2 separate regions of the Homo sapiens genome follow, and region 2 is linked to region 1. A link is an interaction called in ENCODE POLR2A ChIA-PET data of the cell type or tissue named here. Cell type or tissue: endothelial cell of umbilical vein. All regions are shown on one strand.

Region 1 (8,000 bases):
CCATTCTAAACTTCCCAGAAACAACCACTATTCTGATTTCTATCAGCAGAAATCAGTTTTTCCTGTTGTGGAAGTTCATATAGATGGCATCATACAGTACTTTTTTGTGTCTATTTTTCCCACTTAATACCGTATGTCTGAGATTCATCTATGTTGTTTCAAATGCAGTCAGTATTTTACTTTTTACTGTCTAATAGTATACCATTGTATGGATATACCATTTGTTTATCCATTCTATCCTGTTGATAGGCAGGTGAATTTGGGTTGTTTCCAGTTTAAGGATATTGTGAATAAAGCTCCTCTGAACATTCATGTGAAGTTTTTGTGTGAACATACTTTTATTTGCGGGGGGATCAATCTGGATCATAAGGGAGTGTGTATTTATTTCATAGGAGAAGAATTTCCCAATGTTTGTGTAATTTTATACTCCATAGCTGGTGGAAATTTAAGAAGTATCAGATGATATTTTAGGCCTTCTCTCAAATCGACCCCAGCTAAATAAAAGAGAGTTACTGGCAGGGCTAAGAGAAATAATTCACGTATCTATCTCTTCTAGCCAAAGCATGCAGATGCTCCAATACCCCATTTTATGATAGCAAACAGATTTCAGGAAATACTAAATATTGCCCAAAGTCAAACAGCTGATAAGTGCAACCAGAATTCAAACCCAGCTCCATTCCCTCTACAGCAAAACCAATGGTCTTCTTCCTAAAGAAACTTCCAAAGCACTGAAGTAACCCCAGCTCTAACCATTGGCAAGAGACAAGAGGCAAAAAACGGGAGAGATTCACAACACAGTGGCAATCTCTTCTCTATTCACTGTGGAAGAGGAGGGTGAAAGACCACCAGCTTTTCCCTAGAGATCTTTCCCAAGTATATTTTTCAGCTCCACCCCTTGTTTCGGGGGGGAAAAAAAGACTTTGTTAAGCAGATGCTTCTTAGTTACCTATCTGGGATACCCAAAAGGAGCTTTATGTCAACCTCATTTTTTTTTTCCCACCTCCTCAGTTTGACCCTAGGAGATTGTTATTGTTACTATTACTGTTACTGCCAATTAAAAGACAAGGAAACAGAATCTCTCTGTTTCCCTTATTTGTCTAGGATCACCCAGATTAGTGTGTCTTTCTCATCCCTTAGTTTTTGGCTTCTGGAAAAGAGAGACTATTACCTTCTTGCTTTAATACCCTCACTGCCAAGCATCCTGCAGACTAAAACCCAGGCAGACAGTCGATGGTGAATGACTGAATGAATGAATGAATGGGTGGGTGGATCCAAGCCAAGTCTTTTGGCTTCAGGATCACAGGTCTTTTCATTAGGCAGTATATACTAAAACCTTATTTTCCTCATTTTTAAAACCAGAAGACTGGACAAGATAACCTCTAAGATTTTGTTCAATTCAGAAAGGCTAGGATTCCATCGGTCTATGCTCAATACAAACCTTTAAAGGAAAAGAACAGAAATTTTATCTGACAATACCTTATATTACCAAAGAGAGAGTTCTGAGTCCTTGAATGCAGGAGAGAACCTACTGTGACTAATGAGTAAAAGGTCCCTTGGGATAAAGTCTGTCAAGAAACTAAAAGCTAATCCAAAGGTGACTTTGAACACATTCCCCTTCTCAAATAGCACAGGCTTAAAAACCAGATTTTCACTCTTTGTGGGGTAATGGATAGAAGTTCTGAAAAATCATTTACATGAAAAATATAAGCACCTTATTTGCATATATGATAACAGCATTTGAGGAAAAACAGAATGTGGACATATAAATTAGTTTAGGGAATAAGAAGAAGAAAACAAACTATGCACCACACACATAAACAAATGTTCAAAAAATAAGTAAAAGAAGATCAATCACCTCTTGTTTATGCACACAATTCCAGATGGTCCCTGATAGTGTCAGGCTCTTCTCTTTGGTTCTTTGTTAATCTTATTGCTGTGGTGTTCCCAAGCATTGCCACCTGTTTGTATGGTTTTAGGCATTAGATTTGAAGACATTCATTTTGCCAGGTCATTGTCCCTGATATCAACCAAAGTCCTTTGCTAAGGCTGAAACTCTCAAAGAAATGAAGCCCTCTACTTTCTCTTCCTAAGTAGAAATCATGCATCATAAGATTCCAATCCCTGCTTACATTTTCATTCCATTTAGGCAACTGATAAATTAAAAGTGCATTTTCTTGGGTGTGAAATATCAACAATTCATGATTCAATCCCTTTTCTCTACTGCACATGAACAGATTTTAAAAATTTAATCTGTGGGTATAGATCACTCTGAACAGTAGGCTTCTCTGATATGTCATTTTACATAATTTAATGGAAACTGTGGCTTGCAATCCACTGGGAATATAATATTACCATCTTCAAAGTGTTTTTTAGATCCAACACTCAGTCTCTCATCAAGCTGAAAGATCTTATGCAAAATAATAATAAAAAGACCTCAAAGGTCCCTTCACAGAAGCAATTAATACCTTTAGAATAGGCTGATTTCTCTCTGTTTGGGAGAAGGTTTCATTATGTGCAAATTGTGCATTCATCCTTCAATTCAGAATCCTATTGTTTCTGAAAACACAATACTCGTGTTCCTGTGGAGAGTAAAATTGACCCTATTTTTGATGTCTTGCATAGCTCCTATTTGGATACTTTAATGTGTTTCCCTGTATGTAATGACAGAAAATACCATAATTAATTTTCCGATAAGTATTAACTTGAACTGAAAAAAATAAGCCAAAGACAAATTATATCATTCTAAATGGACCTTCCAACTTCAAATCCCTTCTTAATTATGTCAATGGCTTTTCATTATTATTGGGGGAAAAAAACAAACCTGTGCCTCTACACCTTGGTACCACATGCTCTCACAATCTCCTTCCCTTCAAGGACATCTTGCTGTTCCTTCCCCAATTCTCTGTGATCCACCATACCCCATACCTGCCTACTTCTGATTTCTCCACAGTCTTTGCTTCTACCTACCATAGGTATTTCTAATATGCTGAAAATCTATCCCCACTTCTTACCCCCAGAGGTACACTACTCTTTAATTGGTTAAGGATACTCTTCCATTAAATTCCAGCTCCATGATCATGTTCCTCAGGAAAGCTCTTACCAGGTGATATGGTTTGGCTGTGTCCCCACCCACATCTCACCTTGAATTGTAATAATCCCCACGTGTCAAGGGCAGGGCCAGGTGGAGATAATTAAATCATGAAAGCAATTTTCCCCATACTGTTCTCCTGGTAGTGAATAAGTATCATGAGATCTGATGGTTTTAGAAATGAGAGTTCCCCTGTACAAGCTCTCTGGCCTGCCACTATGTAAGATGTGACTTTGCTCTTCCTTCATCCTCTGCCATGATTGTGAGGCCTCCCCAGCCATATGGAACTGTGAGTCTATTAAACTTCTTTCCTTTATAAATTACCCGGTCTCAGGTATGTCTTTATTAGCCACATGAGAATGGACTAATATACCAGGTCTTATCAGGTCTCATTTTGTCATTTGTTTCTCCGTAACTACACTGATCAAAGTAGTAATTTTACTATATTTGTGTGATTCTTTGATGAATATCATCTTCCCCATTCCATAAGGCAAAAACCATAACTTTTTTGTGCTCATCAGTACATCCTCTGTCACATAGTGTTCAATACATGTATTTATTCAAGAAACTAAAAGTTTTAAAGTTTTTATGTTCTTTAACCTACATAAAGAACAAACTTCAGTGTGGAAATCCTATGCAAGGAAAATTACAAGATATAGAGAAATGTTTCTTTCCAGTAAAGACATTGGAGGAGAACACTAACAGAAGTCAAAGGGAAATCTAATTAATATTGGCTTTAAAGAAGAAAAATTATGCAATTTTGTTGGAGAGCAAAGTAGTCAGGTACAAGTTGATTTGATGATTCTATATCAAGATCCCTGGTGTTTTGCTAGGTCATTTGTTTAAAATGACTCATTCTTCCTTTCAAGCAGCAAAAGCTCAATCTCACATTCAAAAATGCCCGTAGCACAAAGGTTGCTTCAACATTTGGACTTGAAGGAAAATATTTATAAACCTGTGTATGAAAATATATTTTCCTCTGACTTGCCTTTGTGCTCAGGCCCAATAAATATCCTGTTTGTACACCCTAAAGGCTCTCTTGAGATAGGTATGGGCCAAGGCCTGAAAGTGGCCTGTGTCTCTTTTCTCACATTCCATTGGTCATAACTCAGTCACATGCAAGGGGGGTTAGGAAGTTTAGAAAAGCAAAATACCAAAAAAAAAAAAAAAAAGAAAATTTGAAATAGCTAGCCAGTTTCGGCCATAGTGTCCACATCTCCTGACCCCACATTCCTCTGAGATGTTATTTCTTTGCATCAAAGATATTATTTTCAATCTCTATTTATGGACTTGCTGAAAGTTGATTCGACTTATAATTAATGTATTTGTTTATTATTCCTAAGAATATTTTCTCCAACCATTGTGCTTCGTAAAATGCCTGCCACGAATTAGTTATTAACCAGGAATGGCTTTTCTCTAAGTCTGACATCCTCTGCTGTGAGTTGGCCTCATGTGCTTTCCTGCCCTGTAGTAAGTAGAGGGTGCTTGAAACATTCTCTTCGGCAGGAGAAAGGGAGCTAAATATGAACTTTATCTCCCACTGAATAGAAAAATCCATTAAAATGTCCCCCAGTGGCAACGACCACAAAGTATTTCTTTCTAATTATCTTATCCCCTCATCTTACAAAATATGACCAATATTTACATGTTTGTTTGCTTGCTTTTATCTGGGACCTCTAAGAAACCTTAGTCCTAAAGTATGACTCTTCCTTCCCCAATATACTGCTTCTTTAGGTTCAAAAAGTACTAATACAGAATGGCCTTAGATGAATCTGTGTCTTGGATAAATTGCCCTAGCATCTTCAAAAGCTTCACTTGTATTTGTGTGTGTTCAGCTCGGTAGATCAGTTAACTCAAACCTTTGCACTTTTTTCCAGCCAGATAAATGAGAAAAAATTGCACTTTAATTTTATTTCAATGATAAGAAAATTAAAGTTATTTCTGTTAAAAACCTTAATATGGTCTAAAAAATCTCAACAAATTTTTTTATCATCTGAAACGACTTTAATGGATTTTCTCTAGTATGCCATTAGTACAAATCCATTTTGTTTTATTGAGGTCAAACTACATTCCCTTGTCTTGTTCCCCAGGAGAAGGAAATTAGGTAAAAATTAGCTCACTGTGGTTGTATTCTCTTTATATTGCTGCATAAAGGAGACAGCCAACAAAAGGGCAAGCTGGTAACTTGCAAGGATCAAGCACTTTATATTAGGCCAGAGTTTCTATGTTGTAAGGGGAAAAAATAAGAAAGTGCAAAAGACAACCTAAAAATAAAAGAGTCTAAGAATCAAAGAAGATAGGGTTATTGACTTTGAAAATTTTTCTTCAAAATGTGTATATTTTATGTATAACCACATTAATTATTAAGCTACACAGAAAGTCAACTTAAGTAAATAAATCACACTAGAAGTCAACACATGTAAATAGACACCACACATATACAGTGGGTGTTGGAGGTTAGCATTCTTTTTTTTTTTGGAAAGAAAGAAGTAAAACTTTTTTTATACTTTAAGTTCTGAAATACATGTGTAGAACATGCAGGTTTATGACATAGGTATACATGTGCCATGGTGGTTTGCTGCACCCATCAACCCATCATCTACATTAGGTATTTCTCCTAATGCTATCTCTCCCCTTGCTCCCCACCCCCTGACAGGCTCTGGTGTGTGATGTTCCCCTCCCTGTGCCCATGTGTTCTCATTGTTCAACTCCCACTTACAAGTGAGAACATGTGGTGTTTGGTTTTCTGTTCCTGTGTTAGTTTGCTGAGAATGATGGTTTCCAGCTTCATTCATGTCCCTGCAAAGGACATGAATTCATTCATTTTTATGGCTGCATAGTTTTCCATGGTGTATATGTGCTACATTTTCTTTATCCAGTCTAACATTTAGGGACATTTGGGTTGGTTCCAAGTCTTTGCTATTGTGGATAGCGCTGCAATAAACATACATGTGCATGTGTAGAATGATTTATAATCCATTGGGCATATACCCAGTAATGGGATTGCTGGGTCAAATGGTATTTCTGGTTCTAGATCCTTGAGGAATCACCACACTGTCTTGCACAATGGTTGAACTAATTTACACTCCCACCAACAGTGTAAAAGCATTCCTGTTTCTCCACATCCTCTCCAGCATCTGTTGTTTCCTGATATTTTAATGATCGCCATTCTGACTGGTGTGAGATGGTATCTCACTGAGGTTTCAATTTGCATTTCTCTAATGACCAGAGATGATGAGCATTTTTTTATGTGTCTGTTGGCTGCATAAACGTCTTCTTTTGAGAAGTGTCTGTTCATATCTTTTGCCCACTTTTTGATGGGGTTGTTTGTTTTTTTCTTGTAAATTTGTTTAAGTTCCTTGTAGATTCTGGATATTAGTTCCTTGTCAGATGGATAGATTGCAAAAAATTTCTCCAACTCTGTAGGTTGCCTGTTCACTCCGATGTTAGTTTCTTTTGCTCTGCAGAAGCTCTTTAGTTTAATTAGATCCCATTTCTCAATTTTGGCTTTTTTTGCAATTGCTTTTTGTGTTTTAGTCATAAAGTCTTTGCCCATGCCTATGTCCTGAATGGTATTGCCTAGGTTTTCTTCTAGGGTTTTTATGGTTTTAGGTCTTACATTTAAATCTTTAATCCATCTTGAGTTAATTTCTGTATGAGGTGTAAGGAAGAGGTCCAGTGTCAGTTTTTTGCATTATGGCTAGCCAGTTTTCCCAACACCATTTATTAAATAGGGAATCCTTTTCCGATTGCTTGTGTTTGTTAGGTTTGTCAAAGATCAGATGGTTGTAGATGTGTGGTGTTATTTCTGAGGCCTCTGTTCTGTTCCATTGGTCTATATATCTGTTTTGGTACCAGTACTATGCTGTTTTCATTACTGTAGCCTTGTAGTATAGTTTGAAGTCAGGTAGCATGATGCTTCCAGCTTTGTTTTTTCTGCTTAGGATTGTCTTGGCTATATGGGCTCCTTTTTGGTTCCATACGAAATTTAAAGTAGTTTTTTCTAATTCTGTGAAGAAAGTCAATGCTAGCTTAAGGGGTGTAGCATTGAATCTATCAATTACTTTGGGCAGGATGGCCATTTTGACGATATTCGTTCTTCCTATCCATGAGCATGGAATGTTCTTCCATTTGTTTGTGTCCTCTCTTATTTCCTTCAGCAGTGGTTTGTAGTTCTCCTCGAAGAGGTCCTTCACATCCCTTGTAAGTTGTATTCCAAGGTATTTTATTCTCTTTGTAGCAATTGTGAAAGGGAGTTTGCTCATGATTTGGCTCTCTGTTTGTCTATTTTTGATGTATAGGAATGCCTGTGATTTTTGCACATAGATTTTGTATCCTGAGACTTTGCTGAAGTTGCTTATCAGCTTAAGGAGTTTTTGGGCTGAGACGATGGTGTTTTCTAAATATACAATCATGTCATCTACAAACAGATAATTTGACTTCCTCTCTTCCTATTTGAATATCTTTATTTCTTTCTCTTGCCTGATTGACCTGGCCAGAACTTCCAGTACTATGTTGAATAGGAGTGGTGAGAGAGGGCATCCTTGTCTTGTGCCGGTTTTCAAAGGGAATGCTTCCAGCTTTCTCCCATTTAGTATGATATTGGCTATGGGTTTGTCATAAATAGCTCTTATTATTTTGAGATATGTTCCATCAATACCTATTTTATTGAGTGTTTTTAGCATAAAGAGGTGTTGAATTTTATCGAAGGGCTTTTCTGCATCCATTGCGATAATCATGTGTTTTTTGTCATTGGTTCTGTTTATGTGATGGATTATGTTTATTGATTTGCATATGTTGAACTGGACTTACATCCCAGGGATGAAGCCAACTTGATTGTGGTGGATAAGCTTTTAATGTGCTGCTGGGTTCAGTTTGCCAGTATTTTATTGAGGATTTTCACATCGATATT
Region 2 (8,000 bases), 120 kb before region 1:
CAGAGAAGAGAGCCAGGGAGAAACAGAAGGCAGGTGAATAAGGAAAGAAAAGCAACAAGACTAGATGAACCCAAGTGAGGCTGAGGCTCACCCATTTCTTAGACAGGGGATCTGAATATAAATCAAAATCACATTATATTTTCATTTTAATTTTCTAAGTATGTTTTTACATTTAAGCTATCTAGCATACTTCTTTACCATTCCATACCAAATGTAGGCTTAATAATTTTAGTCATTTTTGTCAATAAAATACCGCAATTCTCCCATCCATTGTATATTGTGCCTAGTCAATATATGTTGGCCCCATTCTTTTCAATATTAAGGTAACTCTTTTAGGTATCCTTAAGGAAAGCCACCTGAGCCAAGTGGAGATGCAGCCAAGTGGAAATCACTATTCAGATTCTGTGCCTCAAGTGTGCAGACCAGGTAAGCAACACCTGCAACCCTTCTGTAGAGTGGCACCTGTACAAGGCCTGCTCCTGCTTGGGTGAAACACGTGTTACATTAACTAATTTTAAGACTGCCTACGCATTAAATTCATACAAATTGGGAATTTTTAACCACATAAAGTGGCTTAGTTGTCAAGATATCTTTGCAGTATTTTTAATGGTAGACATAAGAACTAATGAAATGCCTTATAATATTTAATACGAGGCAGTAGTTCAGCTACAGGGGAGATTCCTATTTCTGTTAGTGTGGATGAATCTGTACTTGAGCTCAGAAATTTAGATGTGTAATTATAAGGCGAAAATAGATGTTGGAGAGAAATTAAGAATTTTAAGCATGAGAACACACAGAACAGAGTCATTTTATCTTACAGTTTTCTATATTTTCAGTAAAATTAATCTGAAAGACACAGAAAAACCAATCCTTTAAGCAGCTGTTATTAAATTACTGACTTTAATAATGAATGATACATAGATATCAAGAGAAATTTTTCACTTCATGTCTAGGATACCTAATGATGTTTGAACCTTGACTATTACAATATGATTTTAACTAGATTTTATGTTAAAGCTACAAGATCTTAGCACCGTTTGATAATAAATAGAGATAAAATTTCATGTTTAGGCTTTAAAATGCTACATATTCAATGTCAGAAATGAAGTGATATTTCAAAAAAAGCAAACATCTGAGTCTTAGCTCTTCTGACTGTGGAATTTTTCAGAGTCCTTCAGTAGAGAAAAAAAATATGGGAATTCTGCAGACCTCAGAACACCTTACAGCTTTTACAGAAGACTCAAATTGCTCAATTTATAGGCCACATTCATACTAGGGTCTTTTTGTCTCCAACTAAACTTTTTCGTTTCTATTCTGATGATATAAGAAAAATATATATTACAAGAAAGGGCATGAATTAGTTGGTCATTAGGGAAAAATAAACCTTTTTGCAAATTAAAGTTTCATTGTCATGCTTAGCCTGTTTGTTCCAGCTACAATGTGATTATTCTTCCTCTTATTTCTATATGTAAGAGTTCTATGGATCATAAAGAATCTAGAAAATAACATTAACAATAATAGTAACAGCAGAAATCCCCTATAAAGCACCTACCATATGCTAAGCACAATGTTAGGCAATTTATGAATATTTTCCCTCCTTCCTGAAACAACCCAGTACTGATAAGTATCAGTATCACATTTCACCGACAATAAAATTACAGGCTTAAGAAGACTGAATAGCCTGTCCAAAGTTATTCAGCTAGTAACTAGAAGAGCTAGAAATCAAATCAAAGTTAGCTCAAAGCCCTCACCCAAAGACCAAGGAGTCAGACCAGTTGTGACATGGGCATAGGAAGGATAAGGGAGAAGATGCAATGAGAGGATATATTTTTTCTTCTCTGTAGCAGCTTCCTTCCTGACCTCTCTAGCATGGCATAAGTCAATGCTGGGATTAATACCAGGGTGCTTTTTAACAGAAAAAAAAAAATCTACAGTCTTGTGTAAGACATGCAGGAGGTGAAGTTAAATCAAATCATAGAATACCTTACTTTAGAAAAGAAAGCTTCGAATATCTTTAATATGTTTCTTTCTTCTTTAATATCTATGCAAACAATACAAAGCTTGATGATTTTTAAAACACAGACTTCTTGCCAATACATTCTAATCAAATGACCTATGCAAGGTGTTAAGCTCAGTATTTTGCTCTGTATAAAAGTAACCTCACATGTATTAGACCTAGATAGAACATAAGAGTGTTAATGAGTTAATTCGAGTGACTTCATGTGGTGGATTTTTTTTCCCACAAAAGTTTTATCATTTTTCTCAGGTAAGCCAATGTTAATAAAAAGACTTATTCCTTATAAGAGACTAGCATGGTGCTAAGGCACCACCATGTTCCCAGGTACCCACTGATCCCAGGTGATAACAGAGTTCACAATCATTCACTTGAACTACCAGTTTGGGCTTCTTTCTCTTAATATTTTCTAGAAAGAAAGTTTTTCCCAAAACATCTTTCATATCTCACTTCATTGTTTCATTTTTCAGTTGTCACAACAGAAGTTAGTAGGAATGAACTAAACAAATATAGTAATAAAAACACTTAATAATGTCTTGACATCAAAAATCACAAATCATGAAATTTAAAAACTGATAAACTGGACTTGAAGCTAAAAAACTTTTCAATTCAAAAGATTCCAATAAGAAAATGAAAAGACAGACCACAGACAGTAAGAAACTACTTTGTAAATCATATCTGATGAAGGACTTATATCTGGAATACATAAAGAACTCCTACAACCAAATAATAAGTAGAAAAGTAAATTCAAAAAATGGAAAATAATTTAATAGATATTTTACCAAAGAAGCAGTAAGAATGGCCAATAAGCCCTTGAAATCATTTTTCATTAGGGAATGTGAAGTAGAACCACAATGAGATACCATTACACATTCATTAAAATGACTAAAATAAAAAGACAATATCAAATGCTGATGAGGATGTGGAGAAACCAGACCACATACATTTCTGGTGAAAATTGGCATAGCCACCTTGGGTAACAAATTGGCAGTTTATTAAAAATTACACACATACATGATGTAAGACCCAGCAATTCCACTTCTAGAAATCTAAGAGAAATAAAAACAAATGTTCACAAAAGACTTGCACACTAATAGTCGCAGCAGTATTATTCGTAATAGCCAAATAATGGAAAGAATCCAAATGTCCATTCTTTTAACATGGACAGGTAAATGTGGCATGTCCACACAATGGAATATTCAGCAATAAAGTGGAATGAACTACTGACAGGTGCTACAGTGTGGATGGACTTCAAAACATTATGTAAAGTGAAAGAATCTATAAACAAAAGACAACATATTATGTGATTACATTCATATGAAGTATCCAGAAAATGCAAGACAGCCTATCAGTGATTGCTCAGATTGAGGCTTACTACCAATATGCTTGGAGAAATTTGGGGGTTGGTTGAATTTTTCCAAAACTCAATTGCAGTGTTTGTGGCACAACTCTATACATTTTTTCAAAATCATTCCATTATATACTATAGTGAGTGAATTTTAGTGCATGTACAATATACCCAAGTAAAGTTAACATAATAATGCCTTATATTACTATACTTTTTATTTTTCAGCTGTAAAAGAAAATGTTTAAATCCAAACAACATACTGAGGCTAAACATGTGACATCACTGTGTCCACTACTCAGAAATAAGAAATGTTGACATGCTTTATATTTCTCCAGCTGCTTCCATATGCATTATACCTAATCTACTCCAATTCTGCAAGGGAAGTAGAATTGTTATCATCCAAATATTTCATAAGTAGAAGCAGGCAGAAATTGCAAAATAATGAACTTCAAATATAATTAAAAGTCAATATATTAAAATTAGAACATTATTTATAAAATTCTAATTTGGCATCATTCTACTTGTCTAAATTTTAGCAAGTTTAAAATTGACAAGCCTATCAGAATTCATTTCTTCCCATAATTCACAGGTAATTCCAAAGACTTAAAGGCAATTTAAGTTTATTCTTTTTGACAAAATGTCTGATGGCAGTCAGAATCTTAGATTCCTCCTTTTATAAGTAATCTTAGTGGCAGCTTTGATAATATCATGTACGCTTTCTGTTCCTGTTTCCTTCCTCTTATAAAAAAAAAAAGAGGAAAACATGTCTTTCCTTCTTCACAAGATTGTGACAGGCATACAGCCAAATTATACTCATATCCTATAAATCTGTAACTAAAGTTTTAAAGTTGTAATAAATCATATGTAAAACTTCACTTCATGGTTATTGAAAAAGCCCCTCAAAACTGCTGAGAATGTTATTCAAGCTGAACTACATGAGCCATTACCAGCTGATAACAGGCATCCCTATCCTCAAAGAACTCATGACCCAGAGGTGGAAAACAAATCATTTAAATGTAATATGATCAGCTCCCCCTTTTTTCTTCACTTAATACATTTAAAGGTTATATTAGGACACATTCTTTCTGGTAAAAGTTTCTACACATTTAAATGGTTTTAGCTCTGCCAAACAAAAGTGCTACATCCCAATTTGGTATGACTTAGAGTATCACTCTCCCCCAGGAAAGTGATCTTGCAATGCTTTAAGACATTCTGGTTTGGGCAGAAGACACACCAAGTTGTTTGCAATAAGCACCTTAATTAGCTGCCCAAAGAAACATTCAGTTGTCTGATGACAACTGCCTTGGGTGACAACGAGTTACATCTATAAAACAAAACCTGCAGCTTTGAAAGTCACCGTTTACTTATTTATATGTAAAATTGGAAGGCTTGATTCAAGAGAAAAACAGCAACTCTAGTCATCAATGAAATTTTCTAATGAAAAGTTTGCTCCCAGCTTGGATGGGTGAACCAAATACATTTCACAGCTGCTCCAATTAAATAAGGATAACTTAAGTAAACAACAGCTCTTGCATATGATCTCAATAAAAACAACAGTGTCTTGTGGATTCATGCTTGGGACTGACTCAACTACAAGGTTATTCCTCCGAGAAACAGCATATACCACAATGGTATTCCTTAAAATACTCTCAAATCTGCCTTCTTTCTCACCTCTGAAATATCAGGAAATGCCTGCAATCTGTAAAAAAAAAAAAAAAGTTCCACCCAGACACTATTGCTTGAACACTGGTCAACAATGTGCAGTTTTTAAATGATAAACTGCATTTCCTTTTACCAGCCAAATACTAAGAACATCTGTTGGCTGAGCTTAGTGGATTGGAAGAGAACATGGGCTCACCACTGCAGAGGCAAGTTTGCATCCATCCCTGAGATCCACCCACTGCCCAACACTGCTTGTTCCTAATAGACTTTTGAATAGAAAGTGCTGGGCTTTCTCTCTGAACAGGGAGTAACCCCAAGTAAGGTTATAATCAATGACAACAATGGAATAACGGCTATTCTGTATGGCTGTTAATCTGAAAAGAATGTAAAACCTTTAAGAAATACAGGAGTCTCTACATTCATTTTTGAAACTGAGCCATTACTGAGGCAGAAGAGAGGAACTCATCAAACCCTACAGATGTACTCTGCAAACAAATAATACCCTAAACTCAAAACAGACCTTTAATGAGATATTTGAGTCTGGAAGCTTAGAAAAAACGTTATTCTGAGACTTAGAAGTGAAAAGAACTAATGTTTAGTCCTGCACGGTTATTTGGCCCACGGTTAGAGAGTACGTGTGTCATCTCCTCTTTCATGGAGCCACTGAGGTGGAGGGGCATCACTAAGCTCTATTTGTTGAGTATGGAACGCTGCAGGTAAAGGAATTAGGAGAGGGGCCCAATAATTAAGAACATATATGCAAGGAAATATAGTGATTCTCAGGACAGTCTGTTACTGGAAAGCTGCAGAAAAATTTAACTTTCATTCCCCTATTTTGAGAAAGTAAACAGATTTGAGAGTTTCTACAAGGCCTCAGATTAGCTATAATTTCATTACTCTAAATGGGTTTCCAAAAGGTGGAACAAATAACCGTAATAAAACTACTATTAGGCTGGGCATGGAGTAGGTTAGGCCTGTGCACATAATTCCAACACTTTGGGAGGTTGAAGCAGAAGGATTGTTTGAGACCAGGAATTTGAGACCAGCCTGGGCAACATAGCAAGATCTCACCTCTACAAAAAATAAAAAATTAGCCAGGTGCCGTGACACATGCCTATAGTCCTAGCTACTCAGAAGGCTGAGGTGGGATGACTCCTTGAGCCCAGGAATTCAAGGTTAGAGTGAGTTACGATGGTGCTACTGCACTCTAGCCTGGACCCCACAGTGAGACTCTGTCTCAAAAATAAATAAATAATCTACTCTTCTTTGCAGGATCTAGAACTTCCCCAGTCCCGTTAATCCATCAGAGCCAGGTGGGGCCAGGCTATTCACATAGGTATCTCTTGGCTTATCTGTGGCTCTTAATGCTATTAAGACCACCGCTCCACCACCGCATTTTCCAGTATTCTCATAGTGAAGAGGCCTTCAGATATCATTCAAACTCTAAATTACTAATACAAGTGATTTATTCACTGTAAGATTTTCCTAGGAGAATTTGATGCACAGCTTCAAGTTTCCTCAAGTTTATACATAATCACTAACGTGGTAGTGTCTCAGAAGTGTACAGGATGTACATGCTTTCAAGGCCCAGAATAAATTCTGTGTATCATACTTTCTAACCACAGCAGGATGGGGTATAAAACTTCCCAAGGGCATTTCAGGCAGAGTTTAACACTGGCTGTTCGAATGCTTATTGTCTCAAATATGGCAATGAATACTGCATTCATAGAAGTGATGCAAACATGCTACTTTGCTTTAAGAACAGGTCACTTGCTTTTAACCAGATTCCAAAATCACTAAATTTGCTGGATGAAACACAGAATTCAATCCACTGATCAGTATTTTCTTGCAACCGTTATGAAAGAAACACACTGTCTTGAGAAGGATTGGCTATATCTACATAAGAGGTCTATAAATTTCTGAAAACCTTTGCTCCCATCCTCAGGGTGATGAATTATCTTAGCAACCATTATATTATGCTAGCTCTGCGGAGGTTTTTGAAATAAGATCACATGGTTCAACACTAGTTTCCAGTGTTTTCCTAGGAACATAATTACTTGAAATGATCCATTAAGAAGAATCATGTGGTCAAGTATGTGTGGGAAACACCATAGTCACCAGCTCTATATTCACAAAGCACAATAGCATATTCAAGGCTCTGAGAAGACTTGCAGTGAAGAACCCTGTTTATCCATCTAACCTAGCATTTTGCATATTTAGTAGCCATAGAAGCCTTTTCTCATATCTCTCTCATAAGATTATAGCCTATAGCCCAAGTGTCCCTAAAACACATACTTCCCCAACTGCTGCTGCTTTAATCCATGAGATTTCTCTATTATTTAAATAATTGAATAGATTATGAATAATAATAAAGATTATTCAGAGGTTTGTTTGTAACTAGCTGGCTTATTTGTCTCCCATACCTTGAATGCCAGCTCCTCGTGGGGGAGGATTACAACTTCCTCACTTTTGTTTTTTTCTTTGAGAAGGAATCTTGCTCTGTCGCCAGGCTGGAGTGCAACGGCGTGATCTCAGCTCACTGCAACTCTGCCTCCCAGGTTCAAGCGATTCTCCTGCATCAGCCTTCTGAGTAGCTGGAACTATAGGCGCCTGCCACCATGCCTGGCTAATTTTTGTATTTTTAGTAGAGAGGAGGTTTCACCATGTTGGCCAGGCTGGTCTCGAACTCCTGACCTCAGGTGATCTGCCCACCTCGGCCTCCCAAAGTGCTGGGATTACAGGTAGGAGCCACCACACCGTGCCTACGTCTTCCTCAATTTTGCATTCCGATGACCTAGGAGATGTTCAGTAAATGTGTAATGACTGAATAAGTATCTTCTATATTCCCAACATCAGAAGTGTTTTGTGCTGAATGGTATCCTCCCCAAATTATATGTTGAATCCTAAGCGCCAATACCTCAGAAAGTGACTTTATTTGTAATTAACATTAAAACAAAGTCACTAGGGTATAGTCTA

The links. ChIA-PET counts read pairs that join two places held together with the same protein. Peaks named below come from ENCODE experiments on the same cell type or tissue, not always from the same donor. Only the 100,000 strongest peaks of a DNase experiment are listed, where the experiment ranks them.
Region 2: POLR2A ChIA-PET joins it to region 1 with 6 read pairs; 2 of 35 experiments call an interaction of 5 or more read pairs at or near these places.

What each region holds. Positions count from the first base shown.
Region 1 is chr12:77,290,273-77,298,272 of GRCh38, reverse strand. All of the region lies in intron 2 of LINC02464 (long intergenic non-protein coding RNA 2464), which reads left to right. Among named protein-coding and RNA genes, the nearest start is that of LINC02464, 23 kb to the left of the region's middle. In endothelial cell of umbilical vein, no CTCF peak of the experiment used is centred here; a DNase peak (open chromatin) is centred at 3,992; H3K27ac peaks cover 312 bases.
Region 2 is chr12:77,405,442-77,413,441 of GRCh38, reverse strand. No RefSeq gene overlaps it. Among named protein-coding and RNA genes, the nearest start is that of LINC02464, 92 kb to the right of the region's middle. In endothelial cell of umbilical vein, no CTCF peak of the experiment used is centred here; a DNase peak (open chromatin) is centred at 4,271.